Linked DNA regions of Homo sapiens: region 2 is linked to region 1. Evidence: chromatin loops called from intact Hi-C (ENCODE). Cell type or tissue: lower leg skin. All regions are shown on one strand. Links, peaks and the distances in the headings refer to the core of each region. The heading gives the core; the rest is flanking DNA.

Region 1 (10,107 bases), core at 2,108-10,107:
GGACATTGCCAAGTATGTGTGAGGAATTTTGAGCGTTGCAAGGATAGGGTAGAGATGTTTGAATAGTGGCAAAGAGAGCTGGCCAGTAGATTTAGGTCACATTATTAAAAGTCCCAAATGTCAAGCTAAGGGGGTTTGGCTTTATCTGACAAGGAAAGTGGGGAACCACTGACCCCAGACAGCCTGCAAGGCCTCCAGGAGTTCATGCAATGGTGGGGAGCTGGCAGGGCTTGGACCAGGCCCAGTGCAGTTAACAAGCGCTGTCACCGTCTTCCCATTCATCCTCATACTAAAAAGTTGTGGACACCATGGCGAGGAAACCCGGGGGGACAGGAGGGCTCAGGTGAAGGGCTCTTCGTGGGAGTGAGACGTGGTGTACCTCCATGCTGAGCAGAGTTGTGATGAGCCCTGCACTCCCCAGGTGGTCTAGGGGAATCTTGCCTGAGTGAGGACTGCACAGCCCCGTGTGCCTCGGGCTCCCCCTTTATGCGCTCATGTACCAGCTAGCTGGGTGCATGAGACAGCAGAGCGGGCTGCTTAGAGGCGTGGAGCCAAGGCAGGCGGGGTTGGCTGCTGCTTCCACTCTGAGCTCTGTCCCCAGGGCCTTGCTGCTGGAAGATACTCCTGTTTATTGACTGATGGAGGGATGCCCTGAGTGAACTCATGCGTATGCATAAGGAATATCTAGTCGGGAAGCGCCTCAGCTAGGCCTCAGAGAATTAGTTGAAGAAACTGAGAGTCATTTAGCTTAAAGGAAAAGAAAAACAACTAAAGGAGACGCATGATAGCTGCCTTCAGAAGTTTGTAGAAGACAGCTTGGCTTCATCCAGGGACAGAGAGATTTAACACAATATGAGGAGGAGGCTGGGAGTCTTCCTGTAGACAGCGTGGTCTAACTATGGGGTAGGTGGGCTGGGCTCCCTTGCAAGACCATGAGCCAGTTCCTCACCAAAAAGAGGACCCAGGGGCTCAAGTCTAAGTGTGAAGCTGCCTGGGTGATGTGGGTCTGGGCCAGCATGAACAGCGAAGAGAAGGGCAGATCAGGGAGGGAGCCTGGCTGCTCTCGAGGGCTGTGTTGCCCCACCCTGCGCACATGCCTGGACTGCTCCCAGTTTGCCCCCAGCCTCCTGCTGACATGAGTTTGGCCGAAGGTGGAGCAGAGGGGATGAGCCTCGCCCCATTGGAGCTAGGGCCTGGGAGGTGGTGGCACTGGCAGTTGGGTGGTCTGTGTTCAAGAGGAAACCTCGTGTGCCTACCTGGTTATTAATGTAGAGTAATAGCAGCTCTGATAGGGGAGGAGCATCGCTAATAAACACTCAGCGATTAGGGGTAATGTGGTAATTGCAGTCCTGGCTGGGGTAGTAATTGAGAGATGCAGCCCAATGATTTCCGTGGAATGCATGGCTCTGGGGCATGGCCTTGTTATGTCTCCTGCCATCCTAGCCAGGGAGCCAGAGGGAGGGCAGCTTGGGGAGAGCAGCTTGCCGTCCCTGGGTATGAACCCAGGTCTCTCTTACCCCCAGGAGACCTGGAGTGCTCCTCATTTGAAGCCTGTTTGTATGAGGGGGCCTTGGGAGGAAGAAGGGCTAGATTTGGTAACTGTGGCAGGACTGCCTGGGAGGACAGTAGGCTGTGATAGGCTGCAGCACATAGAAGCTGGCGAGCCATGCTCCCTCCTGTAGGGGAAGTTGCGGCCCTGGGATGGACAGGATGACACGCCCTCACCTCTCACCTGAGGTTCTAAAAGCTCATAAAAAGTTGTGTTTAATCTCTTTGATACCCTGACCTAGGGTGCAGCCAACTCTCGCTGGTTGTGGCCTGGGGCAGGTAGATCTCATTGGGTGCCCTTGGCTGGGTAAGGAAGTGCCCCCAGTCCCGTTCTTTGGCATCATCTCTCTATCCCCTCACCTCCTGTGATTCTGTGTGGTCTCCAGGTCACAGATGTCTGTGGTTCAGCAACTCTGCTTTTCTCAGTGTATTCAGAAAACCTGCAGGTGGCACAGTGTTGAGATTTGCACAGACCTTATGTCTGCCCTCGGGGGTTTAAGCCCCAAGACGGCCAAAAGCAGGTAAAGCAGCAGGAAACGTAAAGGCTGGCAGTAAGATCTGGCTTCGTAAGACGGGTGGTCAGCTGAAAAGTCAGGTGCCTTGGGAGGCCCCTCTTTACTAGACAAGGGGTCGGAAAGTTACCCTTCTCGTTGTGTTAGTCTGGGAAGGAAGGCTTCCTGGCAGAGGGGGATTTTCAGTGCCCACTCAGGGTGGTTGGGAGAGTGACCGCTGAACTGCAGGGAGGATGAACAGGGCATTGGGGCTGGACAGAACCCAAGGAGCTTGTCTTTACAGAGACTGGGGGCCCTAGTCCTGGACGACGAGGGATAATCTACTGCCCCTCTCAGTGCACAGAGGAAAGGGATGTGGGGAAACATGGGGCTGGGGGGCAGGCATTCAGCTGAGCGGCAGCAGCACCTAGGCTGTAGCCATGTCTCTGGGTTTCACCCCAAGAGGAACAAAGTCAGGACATGGCCTCTTGGGTTCCTTGAAAGTTCGCCTAGGCCTGTACAACTCGATGACTTTAGAAGGAAAATTCTGTCTAGGCTCCAGGAGCTTTCAGGCCCTACGCCCCAGAAGTCTGGGACCCAGTTAGGGGTGAGATCTGGAGGTCAGGGCATTTTTTCAGGGTTAGGGACCCCTTGGTTCCTTCTCCCCAATTCCTGTGACCAGGAGCTCTCCTGCCCAGGGGGTAAAGAACTGGAAGAGGAAGAGGAGGCCTCCCCCTCAGCCTCAGCCCCGTTCATGGAGGGAGATGAAAGCTTGTCATGTTCCCTTTGAAAGCGCTGGCAGAGCCTCAGTAGGCCCTGATTGCTGGGCGCTGCCTCCCCTGGGATTCCAGCAGCATTAGGCATAATCCCTGGGCTCAGACGTCCTTTGAAAGGAGGAAGCAAGCATGTTTGCTGGGGCAGAAACGGCAAACAGAGCTGTTTTAGATGTGCAGGTTGGGCCCTCTTTGAAGAGAGACACATGGTTTCTCTGAGGCTGGGGATGTCGCTGCTCACAGCATGGGCCCAAGCTCTGGAGAGGTCTTCAAAGTGCTCACCCTGCTGGGGCAGTGGGTAGAGTTCTGGGCCCCCTTTGGGAGAGAGTATACAGGGAAATCAAGGAAAGGTGATGATGATGATGGGAACTGGAACATGCAGGCACCGGGGAGAAGACTCGGGCCACTGAGGAGCAGTCTCCCCTCCTGTCTGCACATGGGTGGCAGCTGTGTTCTGAGGACCCCAGCCCTGGGAAGCTGACAGTGAAACACGGAACAGACACACTGATGAGGGCAATCCAGTCGGCCTCCTCCCCTGAGGGCAGAATAGAAAGATGTGCGGTTCAACAGACGCTTCTAGAGCCTCCAGTGGGGCAGCACAGCATTGTGGTTAATCACAGTCCTGGGAGGGGCCGAGCCCTGCCATTTACTATCCTTGGTGCTAACCTCCTGGTTTAGTTTTCTAAGTCTGGAATACACATAATCATGTTTACCTCAGCATAACTGTTGCGATCGTGTGTATGGAAGCTTTACAAGTGTTTGCTCGTCCTTAAGAATGCGCTATTTCAATCAGGTGTTAATACTTAAGTAGCATCATGATTGCTGGAGGGAAGCCTGAGGGGCAGCGTGCACAAGGGCCTGAGTGAGGATCACCGCAGGTAGACAGAGGATGCATGGACCAGTGTGGCCAGAGGCTGGGCTGGGGGGTAAGGGGGGAGGTGAGGCTGGGAGTGCCCTTGAATGTCAGGCCCAGCAGGGTTTTATTTGTGAGCAGGTGGGTCCCAGCTGGGGTTTTTGGGCAGGGAAACAGCATGAGTTGGTGTGTCATAGGAAGGTGGCCCTAGCCGCAGCGTGCAGGGGTCAGGGAGAGCCTCGCAGCAGAGGTGCAGTGGGACTCAGCAACAGCAGCAAGGACTTGGGTCAAACATGGAAAACTCAGAGAGGCTGTATAGTCCTCTTGCTGAAGGGCTTTGCACTAGGACCATGCTTTGCTGAGTGGCTGGTAAGTGATGAGACCACCTGGTCATGCTCCTGTGCCTGGGATTGGGGAGGAGGGAGGAGGAGCAGCCAGAGAGAGGAGAGCCGCCTGAGGTGGGGTTCTCACTCTCCCTGTCTCCTTGTCATCAGGCTTTGGCCAAGTCCAGTGCCAGCTCAGAACCAGTGCTTCTGGGCAGACTGAAGAGGGTTTCATCTGGGACGGCCTGAAGGGCTCAGGGCTAGTTTGATCAGCTGGGGCTTATCCACACAGTTACTTGGGTCCTTCCAGTGTGGAGAAGAGGGCCTCGCTTGATGTCCTGAGCATTGGTTCCTTTAGAAGTGCTCTGTTCTTGCTCTAGCTGTGGGGAAATATACCAGCCTGTCTCTTTGGTTGTCCATGCTGGCTCCCTCTTAGGAGAAACCAGCCAAAGAAGGATCCAGCTGGGTCCTAGGATAAGAGATATACGTACATGGGTTCAAATTCCGACTTGGCCACTAAACAGCCATGCAGCCTTGGGCAGCAAGATGATTCATCTTTCAGAGCCTCAGTTTCTGCAGCTACAATAGGGGATGGTTTTACCCATTTGCCAGTGTTGTAAGCCTGGGAATAATCTGTGTAAAGTGCCTAGCAGAGCGCCTGGCACATAGTGGCACTTGTCATAGTCACACTGGTCTGGTCCCCCTGGGGACCTCCTGGGAATCCATCCATGTCCAAGCTCTTTTTCTGATTGGGAGGGGCTCCACCCGCCTCCCCTCCTAACTGCCCTTCTGCTCCCGAGTTAACCGGAGGCCCAGCCTCAGAGGGAGAGGGGAGGAACTGGTGGCATTTCTCCCACTTCCACCCACCATACTTGCTGCAGAGCAAGCAAGGATGAGGCCCCACTCTGGGCTGTCTCTGAAACAGATGTGGAGTCTTTAATACCTTTTAATCAGACTATTAGCGATGGAAACTCAGCCTCTCAGTGGCAGCTTTCCCCCACTTAGGAGCTGTTTGTTAAGACTTTACATGAAGGGAAAACAAATGATACTGTGGTAATGTGGTGAATTTCAGCATGTTCCCTTAATGCTGTGCTCTGGGCTCTCCCTGGCTTCCCCTTCTCAAGACGCTCCCCTGAGATACAGAGCAGTGGAAGGAGGGCAGGGCTAAAGCTGCCCCACCCTTCCAAGCGTAGCACCCCACCCCACACACACACTGGAGCCCTGTCATGAGAAAGATGGTCCCAGAAAGGATGAGATTGGGAATGGAAAGAAGAAGAGAAGGCAATCCAGCCCCCAGAGCCAAGTCCCGGTGGGCCAATAGCTTCCCAGATGGGTCTTTAGTGCCCACCTCATGTAGACGGCCACACTGAGGCAGGACTGGGTGGAGGCTTGGTCTTAGCACTGTGGCCAGCTCAGTCAGCACAGTGAACAGGGAAGGCATGGAACTGGAAGGAGGGGCAGCAGCCATGGCAGTTTTCACAGGCTTTCTCCTGGCAGCCAGCCGCCAGCCTTACTGCCTAGTGGCTTCCAGAGCTAGGCTCTGATATTAGTCATCGCTCCTAGGGAAGAAAGAAACCAAACATTTCTTGAGCCCTAGCTCTGTGACAGCCAGGATAGTAAGTGCTTTATATGTGTGTTATTTAACTTTGCCATACCCATCTACTAATCTTAAACCAGTGTATTTCAAGCAAGCCATTAGGTCATGAAATGAATTCTGTGAGTCATGACCAGGATTTTTAAAAAAATGGAATGGAACAGAGCAAAGAATATCAGAATGCATTACACTAAGTATTGTTTTATGAAACTTCTTTTCACTCTGTGTGTGTGTGTGTGTGTGTGTGTGTGTGTGTGTGTGTGTGTGTTAGATAATTTGGTAACTATAATTCCTAATGACCGTATAGCAGAAAAAAGTCTCAATGACTACATTTACTACATTAAATTGAAGCTTGGAGAAATAAAGTAACTTGTTCAGGGACACATAGCCTCATAAGTGACTGAGGCCATGTCTCCTTCCCAGCCCCCGCTGTGGATCTGTAGTTCCACCTGGGACGCGAGCCTAGGGGAGGCTGAGGCTGGAAGGGGCAGGTGATCCCCAGCCCAGGAACAGAACCCAGGGGTCCTAATTCCAAGCTCAGTATGCCCCCTGCCTGACATGGCCACACGTGCCTTTCAGGCGTTGCCTGAGCCTCACCTAGCCTGGCACAGGAAGCCTTCCTCAGGACCTGGGCGGGAGGCTCCCAGAAGGCAGTGTCCATCTCTAACGCAGCTTAGAGAGGAGCACTCACAAGATGAAGTCCTCAGAGCTCTGAGAGGATGATGATGAACCCTCTCCCAGCCTCCTCACTGCCAGCTTGTTCTCTGTCCACCCTACCCTCACCTCACCACCCCCCTTCGCCCCAGCGTAGCAGCTGCATGGTGACAGAAGCCGTGCCAGCTTGGGGCATTAGAAGCAAAGTTGCATTTACTGGGCGGCTCTGGGCTTAGAGAAGTGCACTAATCCCTTAAGAGATGTGTGGCAGGAGATGAGAGGCAGGGAAAGCTAGGGAGGAAATCCCCACGGGGGTGTGGGCCTGGCCCTCAGCTCTAATTCTCTCCAAAGATCAGGTTCAGGTCCTGCAGGAAATGCAGAGGCTCCGGAGCTTCAGAGGCAGAGAAGTGGTAATTAGGGGAGGATGCTTTTGACGGCAGCAACAGTTCTGAAAGCAAAGGGGAAGGGGATCAGCAGAGTCAGATAGGGAGGAAGCTGAGCTGTCCTCAGCTATCAAAGGAGGGAATGGGCCAGAGAGGGCTCTGCAAAGGGAATGCTGGGGCGGCTCTGAATTTCCATCCCTGTCAGACTCCCTGAGTGATGTCACATCCCTCTTTCCCAGGGAAACTAAGATCCCATGGATCTGGATCTATGCAGACTCCTCAGTAGGCCCCCTCCCATCTGGAGCAGATGTGTTGCCATCTCAGGGTAGCCAGACCCTAGCCCCTGGGCCTTCTTCCTGTCCCCTGGGCAATGGCGTGGAGGGCAGGGGAGTTCTCTAGCCTAGTACTAGCCCTGGGGGCACCTCGGTGCATTGCTGAAACAACAGATGTCATCAAGTCCTCTGCCTAAGTGAGGTCTTGAAGCCTATACTTAGCATCCTTCTTGAGAGTTAGAAATAGTGGAATGGGGCATGGTGAGGGGTGGGTTCAGGCTGGGAACCTCCCTTGAGCTAGCTGTGTGGCAGTAACTGGAGCCCCAGCAGAACCTACTCTTCCTGGAGTGCTTCCTTTCCCAGGCCCCAGGGAGGGGCAGGGGCCCCATCCTGCAGATGCTACAGACACTAAGGCTTCCAGCAGACCTGGCACACTGTGTTCAGCTCTGCAGATGACAAGGCAAGGTCCTCAGCCTGCAGCACTTGGGGAGGCCCAGCCTCCCAGTCTGGGGAAGGTAAGGCTTTGGGGTTCGTTCTTTCCATGTCAGACTTTCAGGATCCAAGACCCTTCTGGCTTACCGTGCCAGATCTTCTCTTTTTTTCTTCCCACTACAGGATGCTCGCTCTATGGCAGCAGCTGCTGCATCCCTCGGGGGACCCCGAGCAAACACAGTCCTGGAGCGTGTGGAAGGTGCCCAGCAGCGGTGGAAGCTGCAGGTGCAGGAGCAGCGGAAGACAGTCTTCGATCGGCACAAGATGCTCAGCTAGATGGGCTGGTGTGGTTGGGTCAAGGCCCCAACACCATGGCTGCCAGCTTCCAGGCTGGACAAAGCAGGGGGCTACTTCTCCCTTCCCTCGGTTCCAGTCTTCCCTTTAAAAGCCTGTGGCATTTTTCCTCCTTCTCCCTAACTTTAGAAATGTTGTACTTGGCTATTTTGATTAGGGAAGAGGGATGTGGTCTCTGATCTCTGTTGTCTTCTTGGGTCTTTGGGGTTGAAGGGAGGGGGAAGGCAGGCCAGAAGGGAATGGAGACATTCGAGGCGGCCTCAGGAGTGGATGCGATCTGTCTCTCCTGGCTCCACTCTTGCCGCCTTCCAGCTCTGAGTCTTGGGAATGTTGTTACCCTTGGAAGATAAAGCTGGGTCTTCAGGAACTCAGTGTCTGGGAGGAAAGCATGGCCCAGCATTCAGCATGTGTTCCTTTCTGCAGTGGTTCTTATCACCACCTCCCTCCCAGCCCCAGCGCCTCAGCCCCAGCCCCAGCTCCAGCCCTGAGGACAGCTCTGATGGGAGAGCTGGGCCCCCTGAGCCCACTGGGTCTTCAGGGTGCACTGGAAGCTGGTGTTCGCTGTCCCCTGTGCACTTCTCGCACTGGGGCATGGAGTGCCCATGCATACTCTGCTGCCGGTCCCCTCACCTGCACTTGAGGGGTCTGGGCAGTCCCTCCTCTCCCCAGTGTCCACAGTCACTGAGCCAGACGGTCGGTTGGAACATGAGACTCGAGGCTGAGCGTGGATCTGAACACCACAGCCCCTGTACTTGGGTTGCCTCTTGTCCCTGAACTTCGTTGTACCAGTGCATGGAGAGAAAATTTTGTCCTCTTGTCTTAGAGTTGTGTGTAAATCAAGGAAGCCATCATTAAATTGTTTTATTTCTCTCACTTTCTGGTTTTTAAGAGATTTAGGGAACTAGGAATTTTTCACAAGTGACCTGGTAAATGTAGTATCCCAGAGGGGACAGAGAGCATTGCGTTTTGCTAGGTCCAGACAGGCAGAGCCTTGGGAAGTCCAGGCGGCCGTGGCAGAGCCAGCCACAGTGCAATCAGGCCAAGGCCACGGCTTGCTGGAAGTCCTCCTCACCTGATTAGGAAAGAGGTGGGTAGGCTGGGGCAAGGAGCACAGGGTGAACTGGCCCTTGGGAGTTATCCTGAGATTTTACTTCATGTTTATGGGCAGTTCCTCTGAAACTGAACAGTGCGTGATTCATCCTAATATCCTACAGACACAGTAAATAGCGCTCCCTGCAAAACCTGTAAGTATCCCCAAATGAAAACCAACAGGTATTTGGAGAGGGGTGGGTGGGGGCAGCTAGAAAACGAGCTGCCCCATACAGAAGGAAATGCCAGCAGCTTCAACAGGGACATCCAGGGGAGCCCGGCACTGCGTCAGCTCCAGTATGGATGTGCGGTGCAGGGCATGTCCAAGACCCAGGCAGAGGCAAGGCATCTAGAGGGACTGAGCTGATCTGGTGTCATCAGGGTTGTCCAAATAAACATGGATTAAGAACCTTTGTGGGCTGGGCGCGGTGGCTCACGCCTGTAATCCCAGCACATTGGGAGGCCGAGGCGGGCGGATCATGAGGTCAGGAGATCAAGACCATCCTGGCTAACACGGTGAAACCCCATCTCTACTAAAAAAAATACAAAAAATTTGCTGGGCATGGTGGCGAGCACCTGTAGTCCCAGCTACTCGGGAGGCTGAGGCAGGAGAATGGCATGAACCCGGCAGGCGGAGCTTGCAGTGAGCTGAGATCGCGCCACTGCACTCCAGCCTGGGGAACAAAGCAAGACTCCGTCTCAAAACAAAACAAAACAAACAAAAAAAAACCTTTGTGTGGGCCCCCATGCTGGGTTCTTGGAGAGGTGTGGGAGGCAAGAGAACGACGTGAGATGGGGGGTCAGTTTGCAACAGTTTGCCAAAGTTCCAAGACAGAAGCGTAAAGGGGATGGGACTGGGGTGACCTGCAGATGGGGCTCCCAGGAGGAGCAGAGACTCTGGTTGGCATTGGAAACAAGGGACACAGCTGAGAGGGGACCAAGTGGATTGTGGGGTCCTGAGCAAGTGCACTTAGGAAGTTTGTGGTAGGGCTAGCAAGCGATAGATGTGCCCCCAAATGCAAGGCTGGGACAGAGGAGTTGGTGCTGACAACATTTCTACTGGGTCATTTACTAGACAGCTGCTCAGTGCCTACCAGGGTCAAGTACTGCTGTGGAAGCTACAGTGGGCTATTTTATTCTTTCAGGATGGGGATGCTCTTATTTCAAGAGGCATACAAAAGCAGCACTTTCCAAAGGTGGGCAGGTGGGTGTATTAACTTAGCAAGAATAACCAGGCCAGAAATTGGTGCCTAACATTGCCAGGTCTCCCCTGTAAAACCACATGCCCTGGGGGAAACATTGAGTGCTATATTTCTCTGAGGCTTGGGTAAGTCCTGCAGA
Region 2 (11,294 bases), core at 85-8,084, 68 kb before region 1:
TAACCCCATTTCCCCAGAACCCCTTAAACCACCCCTGTAACCTGCCTTGCTCCCTGAATCCATTCTCTCAGGAGCTCCCAAATTTTTCCTATAACCTGCCTCATCCATTGACCTCATTTCTCCAGAACCCCTTAAGCCATCCCTATAACCTGCCTTGCTCCCTGTGCCCATTCCCTCAGGAGCCCCCAAATCCTCCCTATAACCTGACCCCATTTCCCCATAACCTCCAATCCCATTCCTATGACCTGACTCATCCAGTGACCCCATCTCCCCAGGACCCCTTAAACCAGCCCTGTAACCTGCACCCATTCCCTCAGGAACCCCCAAATCTTTCCTATTATCTGTTTCATCCATTGACCCGATTTCCCTGGAACCCTTTAAACCACCGCTATAATCTGCCTTGCTCCCTGAACCCGCTTCCCTGGAATCCTGTAAACCACCCCTATAATCTGCCTTGCTCCCTGAACTTATTCCCTCAGGAGCCCCTAAATCTTTCCTATAACCTGCTTCATCCATTGACCCCATTGCCCCAGAACCCCCTACACCATCCCTATAATCTGCCTTGCTCCCCGAACCCATATTCTCAGGAGCCCCCAAATCTTTCTTATAACCTTCCTTATCCACTGACCCCATTTCCCCAGAACTCCCAATACCCTTCCTACAACCTGGCCCATCTGCTGATCCCATTCCTTGGAGGCCTCCTGAACCATCTCTAAAGCCTGCCTCACCCCCTGGCCCTGTACTCCTAGGCCCAAGGCCCCTTGACCTTTCTCCATAGGCTGTTCTGACCCCAGTTCCCTGAGGCCCTGGAAGTTCTGATCCATCCTCATAACCCAGCACATTGCCAGCCCCATAAGCCCACTGGCTCCCAGAAGCGGCCCCATTGTGAGGTGCGAGTGACTCAGGGTGCCTGGTATCATCCCTATAACCAGCTCCAGCTCCAGAGGCCTTAGCACCAGGGCATCTTGTCCCATCCCCCTCACCCACTTTGCTTCCTGCCCTCAGAGACCCTGGTCCCATGGCTCCTGGACCCCCAGAGCCATCTTCATAGCCTCCTTCTCCAAAGGCCCCCAGGGCCTCTGAGGCTCTGAAGCCCCCATAATTTCCAGTCTGACCCCAAGGCCTTATTCTTCCAGAGCTCTCTGGTTCTGCTTCCACACATCCCATCCCAACAGTCTCCACTACTCCAGGGGCCTTGAGACCACCTCTACCCGCAGACCCTGTCACCCCAGGACTCCCTAGGCCACCATCTGAATGGTGCCCTCCCCTAGGGTCCATGCCTGCCTGGCATGCAGAGGCCCAATTCCTGGTGTCATTCATGGGTGCTCCATCAGGACCACCTGAGCCATTTTTAAGACTGGCAACTCTCCCAGACCCTCCTCCTGCAGGGCCAGAATCTTCATTTCCAGACCACACTCCCCCAGGCGCTCCGGAGCCATGCCTGTACCCACCCCCTTCCTCAGACTCCACTCCCGCAGGTGCCCTAGGGGAAACTCTACAACCAGCACCATGGCCGGACCCCATTTCTCCTGGAACCCCTGAGCCATAGCTATAACCAGCCCCGCTTTTAGAGCTTATTTCCCTAGAATATCCTAAGCCACCCTCGTACCTAGATTCCATTCTCCCGGGACCTTCCAAGCCATCCTTATAGCCTGTCTCACCTCTGGGTCCTTTTACTCTGGAGCTCCCTGACCCATTCCAGAAATCTGGTTCAGACCCTATTGACCCAGGACCTCTTAATCCTTTCTTATCTCCTAGTGTCCCCCCAGATCCCTGAGCACCCAGGCCTGGAGCCCTACTTAGCCAGTGGCTTCTGGCATCCACCCCCTGACCAGACTCCGTCAGTCCAGCCACCCAGATACCACCCATACCCTCTTGTCCTCCACTGGGCCCCAGCACTCCAGGCCCATGGTGGGCCCCAGTTTTTCTGAGGCTAGATGGTGTGTCATCCCAAGGACTTGTGCCCTTAGATTCTATTCTGCCAATACCCCCTGCTGCTCTGTGACCTGCTGTCCAGCCCTGGGAAGACTGGAAGCTTCTGGGGTCATACTCTACCTCACCCGAGGCCCAAGCTGTTTCCTGGCCATCCCTTCCCCTGAGCTCCTGTAGGACACCTTCGCAGCCTCTGGGGTCTCCTGGGCCTCCAGGGCCAGTTTTGTAGGCACTTCCTGTAACTACAGACTCCCCCCGGCATATACCATCTGCCTCCTGCAGTGAGTCTTCAGCTTTGATCTCAGGACTCCCATCTCCCAGAAGGAATTTTCTACCACCTGATATTGATGGTTCCTGGAAGTCCTTGCCTCCAGGTATCTGTTCTAGCAACTCTCCTGACCCCCAGTAGCCCCTGGCTTCCCCATAGTCAGCATCTCTACCTCCCTGAGAACCCCAGGATTCAGGGGCCATGCCCACCTTGGAGCCAGAACCTCTTCCTCCAGTAAGCTCCAGGGTGCCAGGACCTCCTGCCCCATTGCTGTCTCCAGCTTCTCCCAGGCCAGTCCCACCACCCCACACTACTATTCCTCTCCCCCTTTCCCTACTTGGAGCATCCCCTCTGTCCATCTCAGCCAGGCTGTCATCCTGTGAAATCTCTATCTGCTTTCCTCTTGGCCAGGACCCTACAGGATCAGACTGGCATCCCTGCAGGTCGCTCTTTCCTCTCCCAGGTCCCAGTCGAGCATCCCACAGTTGCTCTGGGGCATGCCTGTCCAGTTGTCTTCCACTGTCCCCTCTGTGCTCCTTTCCTTCCCTGCTGCTCCCCAGTCCTCCAGCCTGAAGCCGACTGGACCCAGCCTCCCAGCCTCCTGCTTTCCTCCAGCATTCATCACTGTTGCTGTCTCTGCCACGATCTTGCTGTTGTTTTTCTGGGAGGCCCAACCCTGATTCTGAGCTCTCTCCCTGTAGATGGGGCCTCTCTGCAAGGCTTCTGGCCCAGCCTCCCTCTCTGTGGGATTGATTTTCCCTGGGAAGAGTGGCTCTGCTTCCCTCTGCTACTGGAAAGCCCTCGCCCTCCTGTCCAGGGCCCCAGGCTGAGTCAGCTGTCCCTTTGTCCCCCATCAAGGAGTAGCCATGTCTGCCAAGGCCATCCCTGTCTGGGCTGGCTATGTGCTGGAGCCCAGAAGCCGGCCCAGCCCCTTCAAGGGAGCCCCCCCTGGGGCCCTGCTCTCTGGATTTCTCTCCCTGGCTCTCGATGCTCCCAGACTCTTCTGCTCCTGATGCCTGGGCTCCTTGCCTCTGCAGTTTGTGGTCAGCACTTGTGGACTGAAGGTCTTTATCCTTCCCAGCTTCAGTGAGGGGTTATTCATATGGAAGGTCAGTGCCCACATGGAGAGACAAGAGAAAATACCAAAACTCCTGTTAAATCCGGCCAAAGCACCTGCCTGAGCCCAGCTGCTTGCCTGACCTGGACTTCCCCAGGAGAGAAGCAAGGTGACCACCTGGGAAGGAAGCCAGGGTGTTCCAGGGATGGATGGGTGAATCCCATCACCACCTCCCTAGTCCTATACCCGCAGGCCACCCTGCTATAGGCTTCATGAGGGTTTTGGAGAAAACGCATAAGCCAAAAGTCATTTGTTTATCAAACTGCCGCAGCAGGTGCATGGTTTTTAAAATATCGACTTGCTCAACCACCTGCCTTACTTATGTCCAATTTACACTTTCCTGGGAACATCTGGAACGCAAATTTCTATCCCCAGGGAAGTTTGAGAGTGCTCTCTGGTCTGGTGCAGGGGCTTCTCATCCAGACTGAACCTGGGCCACTGTCCCAAGGCTGCCTAGGACCCTAGAGCCATCTGTGCCCCAAAGTAATTCCAAGAGACCCAGTAGAGCAGGCACAGCTGAGAAGGGTTGGGTTGGCCATGAAGGTCTGCACTGCAGTGGGTGGAGAATAATCTAAGGAGCTTTCCTTATTCTCTCTGACCAAAGGAAATCCCACTGCCTCGCCTTCCTCATGCCTCCGCAGCCCCAAGGTCTTCCCTGGAGGCAGAGAAAGACAGAGTTTTGAAGCACTCACCTTCAACCACCAGCCAGGCGCTGGAAGTGTAGAGCCCGGTGCCCAGCGAATAGGGGCCCATGTCTGAGAAACGTGCCCCCCTCACCACCAGCCGGTGGGTCAGCCCGTCAGGGGACACATACACTTCATATTTGTCACTGGGGTGGAGTAGCCGGTGCCGGAAATGCCAGGCTGCACTAGGGCAGGGGCTGGAGAGGGTACATTCAAAGACTGCGTCACCCTGCTCCTCACAGTGGGTCTCCGCCAGTGGGACCACCACTCTTGGGGGGATGGCTGCCGGGGAAATAGGAATGGGGATATCAGCTTGATGGTATGACACAGTGTGACCTAAGGCAGCAAGGCTGGCCATTCAGAAATCCTGGCTTAGACCAGCTCAGCCACAAACTCCCCATGTTACCTTGGACAGGTCACCTCTGGACCTCAGGTGTCAATTCCCCCCAAGTAAAATGAGGGGCTACAGTTATGAGCAATGAGGCTTATTTTCAGCTCTGGGATTCTATACTTCCAAACCCAAAAGTTATATTTAGGGACAAGGTGGATGCATGAAGGAAACCACTATGCTAAGAGCCGGTAGTTTATCTTATTCATCCTTGTGACCATCTCCAAGATAAGTATTATTAATTTCTTTTTACAGGTGAGAAAACTAAGGCTTAAAAAGTTAAATAACTTGCCCCAGTCTTACGCAGTTAAGAGAAACCAAGATTCACACCCAGGTCTGGCTGACTCCCAAACCCATACTTCTTTTCCCAAACTGCACTGTTTTCAGGCTTTCCAAAGCCCCATCTGGGCACCTCCCCCGTGCTGGGGCACATAACCCCCTTTTTTCTCCCCCAACTTTGATTCAGCCATGTTCTTACGACATGTCTGTCCAAAGCTCCCTTCCCCAGGCCTCTCGTTGTCCTTTCAAGAACCCCCTTGAGCTGGCAGGTGCTCTGAGAGTGATGTGGACACAGGTACTCATGGGGATGGGACAGAGTTTGATGAAGGAGGAGTGTCAGTTCCTAGATGGGGAAGGAATACAGGAAGCAGAAAAGGAAAGGTCTGTATGGAGCGTGAGGATGCCTAACCCAGAGATTCTTGCTAGGGTGTTGTGGGAGATGAGGACATGCAACAGAAAGGAGTTCTAGAGGCTGTGCAATTAGTCTGGATCTGATCTGAAAATAATTGATGGCTAGAGAAGGTCTAAGCAGAGGCATGACACATATGTTCTATGTCTGTGACAGTAATTCAGTAGAACCCAGCTCAGCACCAGGAGAGATAACTCGCACCAAGGCTTTGGAAAACAGAAAGCATCAAAATTTGGCCATCTAGGTATGTGTCCCTCTCCCAATTGTCTTTTGCAGCTGGGGCCACATCACATTTACCCCCCAACACACACGTTGCACCAACATGGACTCCATTTCTAACATATCTCCCCAACTCCAACTTCGGCAGTGTAGACCACTCACCACTGGCCTCCAGTTCTGTGGAGAAGACCACAGCATCCTCCACCTTGACCTGGTAAATGCCAGAGTCCTCAGGCCTCAGGTCTTGAATCTGGAACTCATAGCGCTTCCCCAGCCGGCGCAGACAGTGCTTGGTTTGGTTGTTGAAGCCATAGGGGATCATCTCACCATCCTAAGGCCAGAAAAGGAAGAGGAGGCGGGCCTCAGTGGGTCCTCAGTGCTTCCTGCCCCAGTCCCATTCTGGCTATAACCAGCAGTTTTCTCCCACGGGCCCAGTCGCCAGACAACAGATTCCTGGAACCATAGAGGAGCTGGGATGGGGTGGACAGCAGGGCCTGGAGAACATGGGAACAGGGATTGTGAGCTGGATGGGAATCCATGCTCTAGGAATGTCCATGGAGTGAAAAGTCTGCAAGTGTTATACAAAGGGGCACCTGAAGTTGCTGACATTCCAGCTCAGGCTGTGAGTAGAGTTACTCTCCAGCAGCCCTGCGAGGATAGCAGGGGAGGCCGGACACAACACCCATGGCCCAGAGGCCCCAGCTCAACTTATTCACCAACAGGAACTTGCAGAGAATAACATCAGATATCCATAAGGCTCTATGAAACCCAGTAATCTATATGCATACCTGCTTTAACTAAGCCCTAGATAGGTTTGCTACTTGCTGAATATTAACAATAGCTAATACTTATTAGGGGCCCACTGTGTGCCAGGCACTGTTTCAGGTACTTAGGACACATCAATGCATAAAACAAAGATTCCTGCTCTCACTAGCTAAAATCCTATGGGGGAAAAATATAAATAATAGATGTCATAAATAAGTAAATAATTTATGTTAGAAAAAAATAGAACTGGCCGGGTGTGATGGCTCATGCATGTAATCCCAGCACTTTGGGAGCCTGAGGCGGGTGAATCACTTGAGGCCAAGAGTTCAAGACCAGCTGGCCAACATGGTGAAACCCTGTCTGTACTGAAAATACAAAAAATTAGCTGGGTGTGGTGGCAAACACCTGTAATCCCAGCTACTCGGGAGGCTGAGGCAGGAGAATCACTTGAACCTGGGAGGGAGAGGTTGCAGTGAGCCGAGATTGCACCACTGCACTCCAGGCTGAGCAACAGAATGAGAAGAAAGGAAGGAAGGAAGGAAGGAAGGAAGGGAGGGAGGGAGGGAGGGAGGGAGGGAGGGAGGGAGGAAGAAAGAAAGAAAAAGAAAGAAAGGGAAAGAAAGAGAGAAAACTAGGGAACAAAAAGGTAGATATGGGTCCAGGGCTCCTGAGTGCCAGGGTGGGGCTGGAGGGACATAGTGGAATCACACGGAGTGGCCAAGGGAAGTCTCTCTGCCATGAAGGAATTAGCCCTGTCGATATCGGGGATGAGCATGCCAAGCAGAGGGAACACCTGGGCAAAGGAACAGGGACAAGGCCAGTGGGCCAGGAACTGAGGGACAAGGGGAAGAGAAGCAGGAATAAGCAGAGAGGTGAGGGGAGGGGCAAGTCACACATGATGTCATTTAGCGCTGCAGTACACCATGAGACAGGTCCTATATTATCCCCAGTTCACAAGTGAGGAAGCCGAGGCATGGGGAAGATAAGTATCTTGTCTGAGGTCATACAGCTTATAAGTGATGAAGCTGGATGAGTTTGGCTACAGAACTAGCCAAATTTTACCAACTGCTCCCCACCTGCCTCTGCCCCCATCTGGTTGGCAGATAATTACTCCTAGAGCCCAGGTAGGGATGTATGAAGTCTCTGGAGAGAAAGCTCAGATGGAAAGGGGTGCACTTTCTCAGAACCCTCTTTTCACCCCCGTGCTCTGGTGTTAGACACAATTTACAGAGAATCACAGGCCCAGCTGGAGAGCCCAGTTGCTCAGTGTGAGATAAGAAGTCCCTGTGGATGGATGGTCTACACCAGGGTTTGGTCCAGGTCCAGCCAGGAACTCCATGGGATGAGGGGCTCACCACTTGTGTGCTCTGGTTGTTCCCTTGGAGGAATGCAGGGTACCCATAGTTCCCTCTCCACTAGACCTGAAGCATCCCTGCCAGATCCCCCCCACCCATAGCCCCTCCAGCCTCACCTTATACAGGTAAATCTTGCTCTGAGAATCCTTGAGATCCAGCTCCAAGTCAAACTTTGCATTCCCATCCTTGGTGACCCTGATGTGTCTTAAGCTGGAGATGGTGTTGATGTACTACAAAGCAGACAAACACCCAGCAGGAGAGCTCATGAAGCTCTCTCTTCGGGGTACTCTGAACCCTCATAGGCTCTGGTACCATCCCAGGCCCACAGCGTTCCAGATGAGCATGCATTGGCCCCTTTTACAAGTGGGGGAAAGTAAGCCCCTCAAGGAAGGAAATTCTCCAAGATGAGAGATCAGATCAGGAAGACAACCAAGAAAAGACCCCAGGTGTTCAGTTGCTAGAACACAGTGGGGCTTTTCCATCTATCTGTACTTCTAACGAACATTAGTTGAACACCTACCGTGTGCAAAGCTCTGTGCTAGGTCCCGTGTTAAAGCCAATGAGAAAGCTTGGAGGAGAGAAGGCTGAGACCCTAGGTGTTAGGTTTAAGGAAGCTTATCTTTCAAGGGGATAAGATACTATTTTCAGGATAATAAAAACTAGTTGTTTTCCATTTTCAGAAGAAAAATTAGACTTATGCTATAGTTAAGTTAGACACAGGAAAGAAATTCCTGTACAGCTGATAAGATTCTGGGATCAGAGTGCTAATGGGAACTGTGAAATTCCCTTCCATGAAAGCCTTTAGAAGTAAACCAGGTAGCCAGGTGCGGTGGCTCACGCCTGTAATCCCAGCACTTTGGGAGGCCGAGGCAGGCGGATCACGAGGTCAGGAGATCGAGATCATCCTGGCTAACACGGTGAAACCCCGTCTCTACTAAAAATACAAAAAGTTAGCTGGGTGTGGTGGCAGGCACCTGTAGTCCCAGCTACTCAGGAGGCTGAGGCAGGAGAATGGCGTGAACCTGGGAGGCGGAGCTTGCAGTGAGCCAAGATCCGGCCACAGCACTCCAGCCTGGGCGAAAGAGCAAGACTCCATCTTAAAAAAAAAAAAAAAAAGAAAGAAATAAACCAGGTACCTCCCCCCCGCAATCTGGTGACAATGATAATGATAGCAAAAATCAAGGCACTAAGCTAAGTACTTTAATTACATTCTCTCATTTATCCTCCCAATAACCCTACAAGGTAGGCATGACTATAATTCCCATTTTACAGATGAAGACACCAAGATACAGAGGCCCTAACCCTTCCAAAGCTCCAGAGTTTAGTAAGTATCAGAACCAGGTTGCAAAGGCAGGACACCAACCTGGGATCCCAGGGCCTTAGCCAGATACCCCACTGGGGACTAGATGGAGACAGGCCCCTTGATCATACTTGGTTTCCTAAGTTCTGCCTCCAAGCCCACCTCCAGGTGTGAGGCACCTATGGTCCAGGTGTGTGGGGTGGGCATGGAGTGAGGGGTGGGAATGGGGTGAGGCACCTGTGCCATCTTGTCCTCCTGTTCCTTCTTCATCTCCTGCAGCCTGCGCAACATGCCACGGTAGTCGACGATGCCATACTTCAAGCAGATCTTCTCGTAGTCCTTCCTGTCTGCTGTCATCAGCAGCTGCCATATCTGCTCAAGGTCCATCTTTTTCTTGGGGGCTGGTGGGGCCCTGGGGAGCAAGGCTAGCAGGTCAGAGGCCAGAGGAATCCCTGCTCCTCTGTTGGCCACCTGGCTCTGGTGTCCCAAGTAGTTCTGGGAAGCTGCTCTATCTGCACTCGAGGAAACGCAGAGCCTGGAATCTCTGGGACTGACCACTGTTGAGGCCAGAAGGATTCAGAGATGGGTGGGGCGAGCCTCAGCCTCACCCCACAACTTTCAGGAGAAATGCTCCTGACAACTTGTATTGTAGATTTCTAAGTAGGATGTCTGGGGAAAGTGGGTGTTGCATTGTTCTGTTGCTTAAAAAAAAAAAGTACATCATTGTTCTGGTGGACCACCACATTTTGCAAATGAGGAAATCAGAGGAGAGATGATTAACTCAAGGATATAGAGCTTTGAAATGGCAGAGCTGGAGCTCTGTCCCATTCCCATCCAGTTCAGTCCCCTTCCCATCCTCCCATCTGCTACTGGCAGTCTAGCTCCCTGCTGTGTTGGGTAGAGGTGGGGCTCAAGCCCAGCTTACTTATGGAAATAGCAGGGGGTGAATACTATGGGAGCCTCCAAAATCCCTCATGGACAGGCCCAAACCCACCTCTTTTTCAGCAACTTCCGGAAGTCCATCAGCTCCTTCCTGAGGTCTGAAAAAGGAGCAGGAATGAGGCCTCAGTCCCAGGTGGGATGACTGAGGGTTGATGCAGAGCTTTTCTGTGTTGTCCATGCTGACAACTGAGCCTTTGGAAGGGGCTCTCTTGAAGACTGGTGGTGATCCACAAGGTGTTCATGGTAGCTCAACCAGGCAGGGAACACCAGGAAAGGAGTAGCCTATCCCCCACAGGCCCCCAAGGAGGTTTCTGACAAATCTGCCTACCTTCCTGCGGTTCCCTGTGCCTCTTCCGATTCTTCCGAAAGCCAACTGCAACATCCAGGGAGGAGAGGAAGGAGTCGATGTGGACAAGCAGGGAGAGAAGCAAGACATGTTGATGGTCTTCCTGAGAAACTGATGGAGTCCCAGAGCCCTGCTCTCCCCACTGTCCTCTAAGGCGTGGACGATCCCAGCAAGAGGGATGGAGCAGGGTGGAGGGTCTGTCCATCATAAGCCTTTTTACCCTAGAGCCTTACCATGACCAAGGGGACCAACCTAAGCATCATCTCATGCAGGGGAGGCCCAGTCATGTGTCCGCAGGGGCCAGGGAGGTGGCATAAATGCGTGAAGCAGACACTGGCAACCACAACAAACTCAAGAGTATCTAAAGGGGCAGCTGCTCTTTCACTCCACCTGGGAGCTGCCATTTCAGGGTATAGGCCCAATATTGCCAAATAGGTCAGACATTGCTGTTTGGCTAATCCTGCAGCCATTTGTATTCTTCATCATCTGCTTCCACTAGAGAGGCTGAAAAAGCTAAACACTCACCTTCCCCAGCTTCCCTTGCAACTAGCAGTGCTCATGTGACACTGTCCTGACCAATGAGCTCCAGGAATTTCTGAGAAAGCCTTTGCTTCCTCTATAAAAAGGGTGGATGGACTGGTCGTGATGGTTCATGCCTGTAATCCCAGCATTTTGGGAGGCCGAGGGGGGAGGATAGCTTGAGCCCAGGAGTTCCAGACCAGCCTGGGCAACACAGGGAGACCCCGCCTCTACAAAAAAAATAAAAAAATTAGCTGGGTGTGATGACACATGCATGTAGTCCCAGCTACTTGGGAGGCTGAGGTGGGAGGATCACTTGGGCCTGGGAGGTCAAGGCTGCAGTGAGCCATAATCACACCACTGCACTCCAGCCTGGGCAACAGGTCTCAAAAAATAGAAAATAAAAGGCCAAGCACAGTGGCTCATGCCTGTAATCCCAGCACTTTGGGAGGCCGAGGCAGGTGGATCACCTGAGGTCAGGAGTTCGAGACCAGCCTGGCCAACGTGGTGAAACCCTGTCTCAACTAAAAATACAAAAATTAGCCAGGCATGGTGGTAAACGCGTGTAATCCCAGCTACTCAGGAGGCTGAGGCAGGAGAATTGCTTGAACCCGGGAGGCAGATGTTGCAGTGAGGTGAGATTGTGCCACTGTACTCCAGCCTACGCGATGGAGCAAGACTCCAGTCCATCTCAAAAATATAAAAATAAAAATAAGAGAGGCAGATGGACCTGGGCCACCTCTTCCACCTTCCTACCTTGAACATGGATTAT

Evidence for each region. Hi-C counts contacts between places; a loop is a spot of excess contacts. Peaks named below come from ENCODE experiments on the same cell type or tissue, not always from the same donor. Only the 100,000 strongest peaks of a DNase experiment are listed, where the experiment ranks them.
Region 2: it touches region 1 in a loop (2.5-fold over the local background); 3 of 110 quality-filtered maps call a loop at or near these places.

The regions. Positions count from the first base shown.
Region 1 is chr1:201,133,215-201,143,321 of GRCh38, reverse strand. It overlaps TMEM9 (transmembrane protein 9), which reads left to right. Exons shown (of 5, transcript NM_001288565.2): 5 at 7,507-8,550. The coding sequence ends at 7,659. Among named protein-coding and RNA genes, the nearest start is that of ASCL5, 11 kb to the right of the region's middle. RefSeq lists a silencer at 8,569-8,775. In lower leg skin, for the core only: no CTCF peak of the experiment used is centred there; DNase peaks (open chromatin) are centred at 3,715 and 5,476.
Region 2 is chr1:201,198,070-201,209,363 of GRCh38, reverse strand. IGFN1 (immunoglobulin like and fibronectin type III domain containing 1) reads right to left here. Exons shown (of 24, transcript NM_001164586.2): 6 at 9,986-10,030; 7 at 9,710-9,755; 8 at 8,953-9,127; 9 at 7,532-7,645; 10 at 5,458-5,626; 11 at 4,010-4,282; 12 at 1-3,281. Among named protein-coding and RNA genes, the nearest start is that of IGFN1, 13 kb to the right of the region's middle. In lower leg skin, for the core only: no CTCF peak of the experiment used is centred there; no DNase peak of the experiment used is centred there.